Regions from separate parts of the Homo sapiens genome. Here region 1 is linked to region 2. Evidence: chromatin loops called from intact Hi-C (ENCODE). Cell type or tissue: gastrocnemius medialis. All regions are shown on one strand.

What was found. Peaks named below come from ENCODE experiments on the same cell type or tissue, not always from the same donor. Only the 100,000 strongest peaks of a DNase experiment are listed, where the experiment ranks them.
Region 1: a loop joins it to region 2, with 3 times the contacts of the local background. A loop is called at or near these places in 2 of 110 quality-filtered maps.

What each region holds. Positions count from the first base shown.
Region 1 is chr1:206,697,453-206,702,452 of GRCh38, forward strand. The region is part of intron 1 of MAPKAPK2 (MAPK activated protein kinase 2); the gene reads left to right. Among named protein-coding and RNA genes, the nearest start is that of MAPKAPK2, 15 kb to the left of the region's middle. In gastrocnemius medialis, no CTCF peak of the experiment used is centred here; DNase peaks (open chromatin) are centred at 1,899, 2,369 and 3,439; H3K4me3 peaks cover 500 bases; H3K27ac peaks cover 5,000 bases.
Region 2 is chr1:207,809,381-207,814,380 of GRCh38, forward strand. All of the region lies in intron 4 of MIR29B2CHG (MIR29B2 and MIR29C host gene), which reads right to left. Among named protein-coding and RNA genes, the nearest start is that of MIR29B2, 9.4 kb to the left of the region's middle. In gastrocnemius medialis, a CTCF peak has its summit at 2,668 (motif pointing right); DNase peaks (open chromatin) are centred at 1,671, 2,781, 3,661, 4,601 and 3 weaker places; H3K4me3 peaks cover 3,867 bases; H3K27ac peaks cover 5,000 bases.

The DNA.
Region 1 (5,000 bases), 1.1 Mb before region 2:
GGTGAGGACCTCAGGAAGCTTTTGCTCATGGGGGAAGTTGAAGGGGGAGCAGGCATGTCACATGTCGAGAAGAGGGAGCATGGGGGTGGGGGAGGCCCTCGACTCTTTTTAACAACCAGATCTTCTATGAACTCAGAGCGAGAACTCACTGCCACAAGGAGGGCACCAAGCCATTCATGAGGGATCTGCCCCCAAGACCCAAACATCTCCCACCGGGCCCCACCTCCAACACTGGGGATCATACTTCAACATGAGATTTGGAGGGGCCAAATATCCAAACTATATCAAGTACCCAGTTGCTGGGACTGAGGTCAAAGGTTTGAACCTCATGGGGCTGCTTAACTCCATGCCACAACAGATTTACACAAGAAAGAGAACCTGACACTAGACTGGAATCTGGGAGACCTGGCTACTAACTCTACCTGTGTGGCCCCAAGCAAGTCCTAGGACCTGTCTGGGCCTCACTCAGTTTCCTCATTGTAAATCAACAGGACTAGACTTGACCTTGAAGGACTCCTGCACCGAAAGCCTTTCATCACTGTTGTTGCATCCGCACTGCTGGGAAAATAACCTGATGCTGGGAAACAAGTGGTCGGCCTGGGTCCCAGGGAGCCTCGGGGACTAAGAGCCATCATCTCTGTCCTCAGTTTCTGCAGGACAGTGTTACTTCACCTTTTTCCTGGCTGCAGTGTTTTTATTCATTCAGCCAATGTTTATAAATGTTTATTGTTCTCCATGCCTGCCTCCTGTCTTCCCTGCTGACTGGCCATCAGGAGGCCCAGATGGCAGGATTAGCTTGGAATGGCAGAACAGTCAAGGGTCATCCTCTTGGGTTTAGACCCCTTTAATACCTCTGCTATATGAGATGAGAAGAATTTAGAACATTGATCCTTCCAGCAGCTTAGACTAGACCCCTGCCTTTCTAAGCAGGATTTGCCTGTGGGTACCTTCTATACCCTTGAGATCCAAAGCAACTTACTACTCAAGAAAATTAATTAGCAATGCCAAGAGTGACTTGTACAGCTCCCCTAAGGATAGCTCAAAACAGCAGATAGACTTTGATACAATATAACAAATTTCTATTATTCAGATCACTGTAGGAAACTTAGCAACTCTGTGAAGGTTTCCCAGATTAATAACAAGTCTTTATTGAGCAGATACTATGTATCAGGCATTGTGTTAGGTGTTTTACTTACATTCTTGTTAATCCTTAAAATAACCCTTTTACTGCAAAGTGAAAGTCCCCATTTTACAGAAGAAACATGTTCATGTACAGAATAATTCCTTAGCAATTATTTATTGAGCACCTACTAAGTGCTAAGCATTATCTTGGGCTCTGGATATACATCAGTATATAAAACAGACAAAAAAGCTATTTGGGGGGTGGGAAGGGGGACCAGGTAGAGGAATAGCAAGTGCAAAGGCAAAAGCCTGAGGCTTATTAATAAGTGTGTCTAACTCTAAAACCTAGGCTCCCTCCAGCTCACAGTATTGCCTCTCTAATGGTCCTTTGTGACTCCATTATAATTGGGTACTTAGATGACCTAGCAATTTTAAGTTTATCCAATATTTATGGGATACTTATTTTGTGCAAATTGCTACGATGAGATGAATAAGTTGTAGGCCCTGCCTTTGGAAACATACAGTTTAGAGGAACGAACACCCGTGTGTATAAAAATGAATGAAAGAGGACTTCCTCTCAAAATCCAGATCTTACCATTTCTTGCATTTTTGTCATTTGACCCTTGTAGGCCAGATGGTGTGGTTCCTCGTTTTGTATCTGAAGGAAGAGTTTCAGGGAGTGGGTGGGGGTAAGTGTCTGGGCACCAGGGTGGCCAATAAAGGATGCAGAGACACATGATGGGCTCTTCAAGGTGGGAGGAAGTAGAGGGTGGGATCACTGCCTGGCATGGGCAGAGGATACTTCATGGACATATACCTGTGACACAGCCAGGGGAGGGTGCAGATGAAAATACGTCCAGTGGGATGGTTTCTAAGGAGAAGTGTGAGGGACTCCACTGGGGCTCCGTATTTTGTCTGGCTGAGGAGGGAGAGATGCTGCCTCTCCAGGAATCTGGTAATAGGCAATGCTTGAGATTGGTGTGAACCAACGCATCACATAGAGCCAGGAGAAGTCACGAAGGAGGCAAGAAAAAGAAATGGCTGGGCTAAAGCTGTGGCAGAGCCCTTTTTATCCTCCTTTGGGCCCTCATATGGCTTCTCTTTTGGTCTGAAGAATCTCATCCTTCTTGAGTTTAGCCTTCTAGGTGAAGGAGTGGGCAGACTGCATGCAGGGAGACAGGGAGGCCGTGTTTGTGTCCTTCAGCTCAGGAGCTGAGAGAACAGAGGTCAGGGCTTGGGATGGAGCTGACCGTTAGTGCAGATGGGAAAGTGAAGCAATGGGTCGGGTCTGTTTGTTCCTGAGCATGTCCTGTGACAAAGGAAGTTGCAACATGTCTGTCTGTCTTTCTCTCTCTTTTTCTTTTCTCCTTTCTTTTCGTTTCTTTCTCTCTCTCTCTCTTCTTTTTTTCTCTTTCTTTCTTCTTCTTACTTTTTTTTTTTTTTTTTTTAAATAAAGAAAGAAGCAGGTAAAACCATCTTCCAGAAAATGCCAGAAAGAATATCTGGTCTGTGATGGGTGGTTCTTGCCCCTCCCGCTGCAATGCTTTTCCTGTGTAGTTTTTCTTTTGTCCTTCCTTTCCCATCCACACTTTCCACTCTCCTTTCCTCTGAGAGGTTGTGTCTCTGCAGCAGGCCAGCTATGTCTCCAAAGGGAAGTAGTCAGTGCTTGGACTGAGGGAACCTTGAGAGAGAATCCTCTCCTTTGTCCTCCAGGTGAGAGAGCTGTTGCATCCACTCACACCTGGAAGGTTGCTGGTCTCCTCTCGCTGGACACTGAGAGCTGTTTAAATTTGACAGGTGGTTCCTGATTCCCACCTGGCATTTTTTGCTGCTGCACAGGTCTGTGTTGTGTCTTAGAAGGCTGAGGGAATACTTACTTCTCAACTCAGATAACCACCTTGTTGGTAGGTTCAGTGTGTGTCTGTGTCAAGGCAGATGCTGGGAAAAAAGGGCCCAGAATGTGAGTGGGAGGTAGAAATCAAGGCTAGAAGACCACACATGTTAATCTGGAGTACTTGGTCAGGTTTGATTTTGGCCTGTGTGCTATAGCTGGGCAAGAAGCCAGTTGTGTTTGGAAATGTACAGATGATCTATTTTCCTGATGAAACCTTTTGAGGTCTGGAATAAACATAGCTTGCTTTCTCTCTTTCCCTCTTTTGAGATTCAATTTCTCTCCCTTGGACTTCTATACCCTAGTAGAGCCAAAAGTTCCAGTACAAACCAGTTTTGAGACTCCAGCATTAGTCAACTAAGGGATGTTGTAGGTCATCCCTGAGAACGAGGGCTGCTTGCTCTGGGGAAGCTGGGAAATGGCACCAGGTGTCAGGCCCTACTGCCCAGGATGGGATGACAGCTGCTGGTGTTAATTACGTTTCTGGGCAGAACAGGGTAAAGTCCTTGGGGGTGAGAGTTTTTGTTTAGGCACTGTGTTCCCTGTACCTGTTGCCTCTGGTACAGCTGCTGCAGAGCCCCTCCTTGCCTGCAGTCTTCTTTGAATTTAATCTCCCTGTGATCCAGTGCATCTCTTCAGACTGGAGGTGAGCCCAGAGGAGTGGTGGAGGGAGTGGGGCCAGAATTTACTTGTTTGCCTGGATCCCACTGAGAATACAGAAGCTCTCTTTCACGAGAAGCTGTGCTGGCCTCTGTGGTACCCACTGGCCATATGTGACTATTAAAATTGAAATTAAGTGTTAATAACATTTAAAATTCAGTTCCTCAGTAGTGCCAGCCACATTTTAAGTGCTCAGTGGTTAGCTAGTGGCCACGGTTTTATGTGGCACAGATAGAGAACATTTTATCATCACAGAATAGTCTCTTAGACAATGCAAGATTCTGAGATAATTTTTCTAATCCTGGTAGACACTTAGCTGGAAGGGGATTTGAGGAAGGGTACAGGGAGAGGTTTTGAAGCCCAGGTGAGAGGGCAAGTAGAAGGTATTCATTTAGAAAAGGATCTTAAAAAGTATTTAGTTTGTAGGGCCAGGTGCAGTGGCTCATACCTATAATCCCAGCAGTTCATGAGGCTGAGGCAGGCAAATTGCTTGAGCCCAGGAGTTCGAGACCAGCCTGAGCAACATGGGGAAACACTGTCTCTACAAAAAATACAAAAATTAGCCTGGCGTGGTGGCGTACACACATGGTTCGATCTACTCAGGAGGCTGAGGTGGGAGGATCACTTGAGCCTGGGAGGCCAAGGCTGCAGAGAGCCGTTATTGCACTGCACTCCAACCTGGGCAACAGAATGAGACCCTGTCTCTAAAAAAAAAAAAAAAAAAAAAAAAAGAGGAGTTCACCTTGTTGAGGACTACATCCTAAGAGATGGTCACCTGGCCCAGTGGCTCCCAAACCAGGATGATTGTTAGACTCACTTGTGGGTAGCATTTCAAGATACAGATTCCTGGGCACCACTCTTTGTGTCTAGTTGAATCCAAGACTCTTCAGAGGAGGTAACCTGGAATGTGCATTTTTAATGTGCTCCCCAAGTGATAATTATCTGGGTTTGGCAACCACCAACCTATCATACCTGTGCTTAAATTCTTCCAATGGTAAGGAGCTTATCCCTTTTCAAGAAAACCTTACCATTAAGGAAAAATTCGCTGTTGTTAAAGTTCTATGTTTTTCGAATCTTGAGATTTGGTTCTTTGAGGTCATGAAATCCTTTGGTGCTCATTGCATCTTTAGAGCCTCGCAGAACCGTCATCTTCATCCTTGCACTCAGTCTTCAGCAGATATTTGAGGGCAGCTGTGGTGTGGTCCCTGCCACTCCAAGTCATGGCATGCGTCAGAGTGCTTGATCTGCCAAGGGCTCTAGGGAGATGCAGAGATGCAACATCATTCCAGGATCCTTCCAATTGTCAGGCCTTGCTGAGAGCCAGAGG
Region 2 (5,000 bases):
TGCCTGCTCTAGATCCTGGCACCCAAACCTCATGCTGTTCCAGGGACTGTCTCAAAGTGCCACAGACTTGGGACTGGGAGGATCCTGTGGAGGACACCGAGTCTCCTACCTCAAATAAAGAGGCTTCATCTTTCCTCAGGAACCCTCAGCAGAGGTGATGCACAGTTCTCCCAGAAGTCTAGCCCAAATCACTCTCCTTGCTGCAAGTTCTGCCCACTCTCTTTTCCATCCTTCAAGTGGACAGAATGAACTGGATCCAACATGACAAATCTTCACACATGAAGCTACAGAAGGCTTTATCCACTAAAACAATTCCGCTGTGGATTCCCCATCACAGGGTTTCAGTATGAGCCAAGGATGCATTCAGGAAATACCAAAGGACAGACATTTAGAGACACATATGCATGCTGCCCCTGTCCAACCTCAACTGTCCTAAAGGAATACCCCCAGAAAAAGCCTAAACCATCATGGCTAAATCCGCTGTAAATAAAGATAAACCATTATTTCCTCCTTCATACAAGTTCTGGGTCTATTTAAACAAAGGTCACTCAAGAGGGCTAACTGGCCAAGAAGTCCTGCTGTCCAATACTCTGCCTTACCAGCCCTTATAAAGAGTGGGGGATTATGCTCTGCCTTTAAGGAAAACTGACACCCACGAGTTCTCTTACCCACCTTTCTCTCTGTGGGTAAGCCCTACTTTTTCAAGTCAATCATGAAGCAGACACTCAGAACTAAAGCCAGTGTTTCTAGTCCCTTACTTTACATTGTACATTAGCCAAGGCTTCCAGCAGGCGCTGTACATTAGCCAGCAAACAGGTAGCATACACACAACATGCATGCTGGGCAAGGCTCAGGGCATCTCTTACAAATGTGTTGGAAAAATTTCAAAAACCCTACACTGGGCCTCATCTCTAAGTGAGCTGCACTCAGCAGAAGCATGCCTGTGTGCATAGGCATGAGGTGCCATACAGATGTGTCACAGTGGTTTGATGCATCACATATTCCAGAAGCTTCCAAATACAGGAAACCTCTCCAAGAACACATGGTGAGTGGCTGGCTTCCCAGCCAAAAAGTGCAAGCCAGTTCTCACAAGAGCTCCAAGAAGTCTGAAGAATCAGAGAGTTGGAGAACCTGGACATGCTGAGGTTCCGTTTCCCATTCAACACATAGAAAAGGCATCTCTAGGCCCTCTAAGGCCTTCAGAAATTAAGGAAACTGCCAAAGACTCCACTCCCCTACTCCTGTCCCTGCCCCACTAGTCAGAACCCAGAGAAATAACAGCTGAAGTCAGAGGACCTAGATGGGAGACCCACGAGAAGCGGCTACAAGCAGTCAGATCTTGGCAGGATTGACTCTCAGGTTCAGTTTTACCAACGACAAGGATAAGACCACCTACCCTCTCAGGGTTGTGTGAGGACCAAATGAGCCAGCAAGTATGAAAAGAACTATGTGAGCTGATACGATGGTTATTACTCCATTCCTCTCCTGCCTGAGTCCTAGCCCAGATCGCTGTTTGCTATTCCATACTGGCAGTGGGGTGGCACTCAGCTATTATTAATCCCAGGTAAACATCCCACAAAGCGGCAAGCAGATAGTGTCTTGGAGAAAGGTAGCTATTTTAAAACTCTACATTCTGCTTAGCAGATTGCACAATGTGCCCCCTCAGCCCCAGGGGCTCCTACCCACACAGCCTTGCAGAAGTGGTGTACGTCTGGGACTAACGCTGCCATGGAGAAGCTAGGCCAGAGTCCCAGCCACTCCTAGCCCCCATCTGGCTGGGCCTGGGACCTTCGGCTTTCCTGCATGTGTTTTATTTTGCTATCTTTTTAAGAGTGACTCAAGACTAAAAAGCCAAAATGGAACCAGTGGCTCTGAGATATTTTTGTTTATTTTTTATTTTTTTCATTGTTATTTTTTAAAATTAAATTTAATTTTTTAGTCGAGGGCCTCAAAAAATACATGAAAAGAGAAGGCTAAATATAAAGGAAAACTTCCTGACAGCAAGGGGCACAGACCCTCCCTCAAACCACAGCTGCATTCTCTCTCCAGGGTTTAGGGCCAGACAGGACGGAGCATCTTTCCTAGAGCAGGGTCCCTTGGGTCAGCCCCTTGCAGGACAGCAGGCACCCCCAGCAGCTCCCACATAAACCCATCTCCAACAAGCCTCCCGGGGGAAGCGCGTAGCCATGTCCCCTACCACCCGGTGGATCCTCATCAACACCTTCACGAAACCTCCAGCCCTCTGCTTCCACTTCTGGGAGGTCTTTAAAAACTACCTCCTCCCACCCACCCACCCTAATTCCAACAGTACCACTTCAGCCGCTCTGAGACAGGTCATCAAGATCCCTCCCCTTCTCTTGTGGAAACCTGGGCCTAGTTTTCCTCATCTTGAATTACTGGCTAAGGAACATCTCCATGAACATTCAGGGAGGCCCCAGGATACAGCTGGAACCTCCAAAGAGATTCTGGTTCCATCCCCTCATTTCATAGATAATGAAACTGGAGCTGAAAGGAGGAAAGTGAGTGAGTTTTTACCAACAAGAGCTAGGACCAGAATCAGGGTCGGCTGACTCAACACAGAGCAACACAAACCCCACTTTCCTGACCCTCCTCCTCCCTGAGCACCCCCAACTACACTACCTCATCCCTGTGCAACTTCAGACCCCTGGCAGCAGATGGCAGTGTGTGCAGTCCGGCGGGTCAGCTGTCCATGATCAGCCAAAGAGCCAACAATCACATGGCCTGACTCCGCAGGTCCGCTGCCTCTTCCACCAAGTAAACAAGTCCCGAGCCCTGGAGCTACATGCGCTGAACACATGACACATGCCTGCCCTGTCCCCAGCACCACCAACCTGCCTCCGCCTCTCAAGACACAGCTCAACCAAGCATCTGGCACAGGTCACTTCTCTATGCCTGGTGCCCATCCCTTCCCTATCGTGAGACGATTAGCTCTGGGAACGGCTCGTTCTGGCAGGACAGGCTGAGTTCAGAACCAGCCTCCTGCAGGAACATTTGACCAATGGCTCGGCAAAGACCTAACCTGCACGTTTCCCTGTGCTGCATGGACAAGTGTGGGGCACAGTGACCAGGCTGAGGAAAGAAGTCAGCTGGTGCCTGGGAGGGTGTGAGGCAGAAGGCCAACAGCAACCATGGCAGACAGGAGAGAACCAGTCTGCCGGAGACCAAAGGCTTGACATCTACTCCACCTTGATCCCTGACTCACGACAAGTTCCTGTAAGCCATGGGGACCTTGGATGGATTTCCCAAGTTATTAGGAAAAAAGAGGGGGTTAGTTTGTGTCAGTCCTAACTCCCTGAAGGAAAGCTCAATTGATGTGGCTTCAGATGGCTGAGGTCCTAAGTCTCTAGAACCCTCTGACCATCATCTGAATTCTCCTCCTTATGTGTGTGGGGGGTCCCCCTTTTCATCCCCACACAATCTCCATATATGTCTACCCTGTACATTTTTAAATTCTTTTTAAAAATCATTATTAGCGGTGTCTCTCCACACTAGAATGTATGCCCCATGAAAGTGGAAAGTTGGCTTTGTCAAGTTCTGTATCTCTAGCGCCTGGCACAGTCCCTGGCACATAGCAGAGGCTCCGTACACAGCAGCAGACGCCATGTACTGGCCTTACTCAGCTCTGCCTGTCCATGGCTACCAAAGGGCATTTGGGTCTGCCCTGCCTCCCCCTAAAGGAATGCGGCACAACCGTCCCCAGTGACTGGAAAGTTCCTTCGGGTGTCTGCCTTTTCACTCTGGTTCACATCAGTCCTCTGAGAATCTTAGTTCACAAAAATGTCTGACTTCAGCCCAAAAGAGTAAAGATAACGTAGAGGCTTTGGAATAAGAAGTGCATGCATTTAAATCTCAACAACCTCACTTACCAAATGCATAACCTTGGGTTAAGTCACTTAATCTGTTTCTTTAACTATAAAAGGGAAGTGATCCCTATGTCATATGGTTGTTCTGAGGATGAAATCAGATAAGGAGAGGAGAGCCCTTTAAAAAGGTCAGTTTCCCTTGGACCAACAACTCTGATGCCCATCTCATACCTTCATGCCTCATTATAGACCCTGATCGGGGCACCATCCTACCTTCAGTACCAGGCACTCAGACGCAAATCCTTCACAGGAGATGCACACATCCATCCTGGGCCATGACAGGCAGCCCTGGCTGAGCACTGGACTTGTCCTCCCACACCCTCCTGGACTTGCTCCTGTGATCTAACCACACATACCACCTCCCCACGTGGCTCTATCTGCCCCCATGTCCCCAGTCCATCCCTGTAGGCTTGACACTATGGTACCAGGCTCCGCACAGGCCATGGGGCCCTGGAGGTGTTCTCTGGCTTTATCAGCCCATGAGCAGCTCTTGTGGAAGGAACCAGCAAGAAAGCAAACTCAGTCCATGCTTTCCTCACAGTCACTCCAAGTCTCAGAAAAGCAAAGCAAAATGAGGGCCTCCCACAGACAGCCGGCTGGTGGGAAAGGGTGGTATCTCTTACATATCTCAGAGGGAGGTAACACGCCCAAAAAAAGTGACCAGCACAAGGTACAGATCCTCTCTAAAGCTGTGGCTGCAGCCTTAGGGACACTCGAGCCAGGGGACAGAGCCAAGATATGCATTAAACAATTCACAGAGCTGACCGGACCAGGATTCAATGGAATAGAGAAGGTACTGACCAATCAGGGCCCCTGGCAGGGCCTCTCCCCCACAACTCCCAGCCAAGCCACACCACCTCAGCTCCAGAGCCACCAACTCTGTTAACCTCTGCTGGATCCCGGATGGAGAGGCCCCATGCTGCCTCCTGACTCCCAGACCTCAGAAATTCAAAGGTCAAGAAAAAAGTGCCAGATATGCTGGCCCCTCTCTCAGGAGATACCAACTGTTCTGCTATCCTCATTGGGAACACACAATGCCCCATGTCATGTGTGTAGAACCCAGGCTGGTGAGCAAGGAGGAAAAGAACCAGATGAGGGACAAAAATAGGAAAATCA